2 separate regions of the Homo sapiens genome follow, and region 2 is linked to region 1. A link is a loop called in an ENCODE intact Hi-C map of the cell type or tissue named here. Cell type or tissue: ascending aorta. All regions are shown on one strand.

Region 1 (2,500 bases):
GCTGAAGGACGAGACAGGACCAGCTTATTTGGAGCCCTGAAGGCCATGCTGAGTGCTTTCGACTTGATCCTGATGGGCGCCCTCAGATTGGTGCTTAGAAATCCTGCTCTGGGCTGAGTGTGGTGGCTCACGGCTATCATCCCAGCACTTTGGGAGGCTGAGGTGGGAAGGTCACAAGGTCAGGAGTTCAAGACCAGCCTGACCAACATGGTGAAACCCCATCTCTACTAAAAAGACAAAAATTAGCCTGGCGTGGTGGTGTGCACCTGTAATCCCAGCTACTTAGGAGGGTGAGGCAAGAGAATCGCTTGAACCCGGGAGGCGGAGGTTGCAGTGAGCCGAGATCAGGCCACTGCACTCCAGCCTGGGCGACAGAGAAAGACTCCCGTCTCAAAAACAACAAACAAACAAAAAGAAATTGTGCTTCTGCTGATCATGCTGAGGGGAGCCTGTGGGACTCAGCTCAAGCCACAGGGAACCTGAGGGCAGGATGGTAAGGAGTGAATGATGTCGGGCAGGTGACTCTGGGTTCAAGTGGAGACCCCAGACCTGAAGCTGGAAATACTGATTTGGGAGTTGGGAGCACAGAGATGATGAGTGGTGAAGGAGACAGATGGGGAGGGTGTGGAGGTGGGCAGGGAAAGGGAGCTGAGTCCTGAGCAATGCTCATGGGGAGGGAACAGGTGGAGCAGAGCCATAGCTGACAATGTGGGGGTCCTCTCCCCAGAGCAGGGCTGGGCAGCCTCCGGAAGCTGGACAGGTTGAGGTGGGAAGAACGATGGTGTGCAGGCCCCAGAGTCCTCGGTGGACGAGGGGGAGGGGGAGAAGGGGAGGCCAGGCTGGCAGCAGGGGCCTCAGTAGTTTGCTCAGCTGCTACAACAAAGTGCCACGGGCTGGGGGCTGAAACGCTAGACGTTTACTTCTCACAGTTCTGCAGCCTGGAAGTCCAAGATCAAGGTGTTGGCAGGGTTGGTTGCTCTGGAGGCCCTTCTGCGTGGCTTGCAGATGGCCGCCCTCTGGCAACGTCCTCACGGGATCTCTCCTCCGTGCACATGCGTCCCTGCGTCTCTCTGTGTCCTCATCTCCTCTTCCTACAACGACACAGTCATACTGGCATAGGGCCCACTCTGAGGGCCTTGTTTTAAGACTCTGTCTCCAAATATGGTCACATTCTGAGGTACTGGGGGTCACGGCTTCAACATAAGAATTTTGGGAGAACCTTAGCCATGTATTGTTACGTGCCCAATAAATGCTTACGGGTACAAACAGGAGGAGCCGAGGAGGAGCTCCTGGAGCACAAGTCTGCCTGCCTGGCTCTGCTAGTGGAGAAGGGAGGAGTTGAGGGGTGGGGTTTCTTTTGACGCTCTTGGGTGCCTGTCCTCCCCGCGCCCCTGCGGCTGACACCTCTCTCTGTCTCCCCCTGCAGCCTGTAACTGCAACCTGCATGCCCGGCGCTGCCGCTTCAACATGGAGCTCTACAAGCTTTCGGGGCGCAAGAGCGGAGGTGTCTGCCTCAACTGTCGCCACAACACCGCCGGCCGCCACTGCCATTACTGCAAGGAGGGCTACTACCGCGACATGGGCAAGCCCATCACCCACCGGAAGGCCTGCAAAGGTGGGCTACACGTGGCGGGGCGGGGGGCTGGGGAGACCCGGGGAACATCAGTCCTCCCGCTCCCTCCTCGCTTCCTTTTCTATTTTCTTCCAGTCTGTACAAATTGGCGTTGTCTGAGGTCATCTCTCTCTCTTTCTCTCTCTGTGACACACACACACACACACACACACACACACACACACACGCCTCCCTGGTATTTGGAGGTGTAAGCCAAAACAAAGGGGTGATGGAGACATGGCTCAAAGGAGAAGAAAGGAGAAGGTGGGATCCCCTACAAGGGTGCAGGGCTGCGGCCGCCAACACCTCTCCCTCCCCTCCCCCTCCTGGGCTTCTCCTCTGCACAGGTGTGCTGCATACCAGAGGGCTGCGAGTCATGTTCGCCAGGCTTACCGTTGGGACAAAGGACTCTCTTTCACCAAATGCACGCAGACTCACTTCTTTGGATATGTGCGCACCGCCCCTCACTCCCCCCCGAAACACACACACACACACACACACACACACACACACACACACACACGTACAGTCACAGCGGAGTCGGCAGTTTCAGGGGCAGGGTCTCAGAAGGAACATTTAATCCATCTGCAAATAGCTTTACTTCTCAGGACAAAAAAAAAAATTAAAAGGAGACGGGAGACTATTTTCGTCCACTGAAGCAAGCACTAATGTTTTAACTTTCTGCTGTTTGTTTTTCTCGTACCAACAAAAATGAAGCAATGGTCAGATGATTCAGAGAAGTTGATGAAATGCCAGAGAATTCAGTGATGCTGGAGGGTGAGAAGCGGGGCCCCCCCCACCCCACAAAATCTTTTGGGAATTCCAGGAACCAGGGCTTTCCTGCTGCAAAACTTGTGGCCTAAGGTCAGGGCCTGCCATGAACATGGC
Region 2 (2,500 bases), 78 kb after region 1:
GTCTCCTTTCCCTTCTCCCCAGGCTCAGGCAGGGCGGACCTAGCCACAGCAGCTGGGAGCCCACCCGTCTGCCTGTGCTTCCTTGCAGCCGTCCAGATCCACATCCTGAAGGCGGACAAGGCGGGGGACTGGTGGAAGTTCACGGTGAACATCATCTCCGTGTATAAGCAGGGCACGAGCCGCATCCGCCGCGGTGACCAGAGCCTGTGGATCCGCTCGCGGGACATCGCCTGCAAGTGTCCCAAAATCAAGCCCCTCAAGAAGTACCTGCTGCTGGGCAACGCGGAGGACTCTCCGGACCAGAGCGGCATCGTGGCCGATAAAAGCAGCCTGGTGATCCAGTGGCGGGACACGTGGGCGCGGCGGCTGCGCAAGTTCCAGCAGCGTGAGAAGAAGGGCAAGTGCAAGAAGGCCTAGCGCCGAGGCAGCGGGCGGGCGGGCGGGCGGGCGCCAGGGCGGGGCCGAGCGAGAGCGGGCGCCTTGGCCCGGCCGCCGCGGACTTGGCCCGCGAGGGCTTTCCCAGGTGGGGGGAGGGAGGGGGCGGGGCCGCACGGCGCGGGGGGCGGGACCCTCGGCGGCCCCTCCCCCTACCCCCACCCTGCGCGCTCTGGGCGGGAGCCGCGTGCACGCGGGGCGGGGTGCGCCGCCGGCCGGGCCCTGGAGAAATGACGAGACGTAGCTACCTCACGGGGCTCCTTCCAGAGCAGAGACGCGCTTCCCTGGGCCTGGGCGCGGCCGCCGTGGAGGGGCTGGGGGCAGCCTGCCCTGGGGCCCGGGGGCGGGCGCAGAATCGCACAACTGGGGCCCCAGGCGCGGGGCGTGGATGGCGCGGAGACGTGGACGGGAGGAGAACTGTGAATTCTCAAGCCCGTAGTGTGGGCGGGGCGCGGAGCACCCACCAAACCACCACCCGACACGCAGCCGACGGGATCCCCCCCTTTCTCCCCGGCCCCTTCTAGCAGTTCCCCGCGGGCCACCTGGCTGTCACAGCCTGGACTCCTCCATCTGAAGGGGCCTGGCAGCATTTGGGGAGTGGACAGCTCCTGTCCAGCCAGCATGCCCCAGGCGGCCTCTGTCTCCACTGCTACCTGCTGAGTGGGTCCTACTGGGTGGGGGCTTGGGGTCGGTGAGTGGTTCACCTGTGGAGAGAGGAGAGGAAGCCCCTGCTGCTGCCTGTCTCTGCCCCTGCCCCTGCCCCTGCCCAGCGTGGGGCTGGCCCATCCGGAAGGCAGTGGGCCCAGGGACACCCCTGAGAAGCCCAAGCCGGGTGGTCACCGCCTCATGCTGGAGCTGCCTGTTGGAGGAGGCATCGCAAACGCAAAACCTCCCAGAGAGTTTCCTTTTGGAAACTTGGAACCAGCCCTTTTTATGACGTTTTCCAGGGGGAGGGGGAGGGGCACTGGCTGGGTTTACGGCAGTGACACTATTTATGTAAATGACATCAGCTCCCGCAAGGCCCCTCAGCAATGTCAACAGCTGGAAAGGGCCTGAACGGGCTTGGAGTCTGCAGGCTGCGAAGGCACTTGGGCCTGGCTTGGGGCCGGGGGCTTGTTTGAGCTGGGATGGGGTTTGCTGGCTCAGTGAAGTACCAGAGTGCCTGAGCCATGGGTGGGCAGGGGCACAGGAATGACCAGGTTCCTGGGGGCCAAGGAGGCCATGCTGGCTTCTCCAAGGGAAGGCACAGAGGCTGCCGGCCTGCCCCCTACAGCTGTCTTGGGTCTGGCCTGGGCCACACCTTGACCGTGCCTTTCCAGACGGTCTTTGTGGAGTCTGCCCGTGCCCTCCACTGTGCCCCAGCCCTCCTTCCAAAATCTCCTAGAGACACGGTCCTCAAGCAGGCAGCCCCTTTTGTTCTGACCTCCTCACACAGGGTCCATTCCTGTGCCCTGGGGCCTCCTGGCTCCCTGCCTTCCTGGGCTCTCTGCACTGCCCGGGCCTCTGGCCCACATCCTCACACCCGGCGCACTGAATTAAGAGGCCTGGCTCCCCTCACAGTCAGGAAATTGGTTTCACTTTCCCGGCCAGAGTTTGGCTGCTCAAAAGGGTCATACCAAGTATGAAGCTCGGCCCCCGGTGGTCTGGCTTCCCTCCGCCTTCCCCACATTTACCCGCATCACGGCTGCCATTTATTGAGCACCTGCTGTGTGCCAGGCACTTTACCCACATGCTCCCAGTGTGTACTCATGACAACCCTGTGGGACAGGGACTCATTATCACCAGCAAGGAGACTGGAGTACACGTGCCCAAGGTCATGCTGCAAATTGGTGGCAGGACTGGGGCTCAAACTCCAGAGCCCGACTTTCTGACCAGGGGCCACGCTGGCCCTCACTGCACTCCAGCTCTGCAGCCTACCCGCCCAATCCCTGTGCAGGCTGGGAGGGTGCTCTTGGGGGAGTGGCCACCGAGCCCCTGGCCCTGGTTACTGCCTCTTGAGGACACTGGCATCTGGGCTGGAGAACAGGAGCCCGGGGTGGGGTAGGGCATGGGGACAATCACATCT

The links. Hi-C counts contacts between places; a loop is a spot of excess contacts. Peaks named below come from ENCODE experiments on the same cell type or tissue, not always from the same donor. Only the 100,000 strongest peaks of a DNase experiment are listed, where the experiment ranks them.
Region 2: a loop joins it to region 1, with 2.9 times the contacts of the local background. A loop is called at or near these places in 5 of 110 quality-filtered maps.

What each region holds. Positions count from the first base shown.
Region 1 is chr17:9,161,387-9,163,886 of GRCh38, forward strand. NTN1 (netrin 1) reads left to right here. Exons shown (of 7, transcript NM_004822.3): 3 at 1,427-1,615. Among named protein-coding and RNA genes, the nearest start is that of NTN1, 140 kb to the left of the region's middle. In ascending aorta, a CTCF peak has its summit at 1,433; DNase peaks (open chromatin) are centred at 1,115, 2,072 and 2,425; H3K4me3 peaks cover 1,550 bases; H3K27ac peaks cover 2,500 bases.
Region 2 is chr17:9,239,552-9,242,051 of GRCh38, forward strand. It overlaps NTN1 (netrin 1), which reads left to right. Exons shown (of 7, transcript NM_004822.3): 7 at 89-2,500. The coding sequence ends at 417. Among named protein-coding and RNA genes, the nearest start is that of NTN1, 220 kb to the left of the region's middle. RefSeq lists a silencer at 432-881. In ascending aorta, no CTCF peak of the experiment used is centred here; DNase peaks (open chromatin) are centred at 360, 850, 960, 1,380 and 1 weaker place; H3K4me3 peaks cover 2,250 bases; H3K27ac peaks cover 2,408 bases.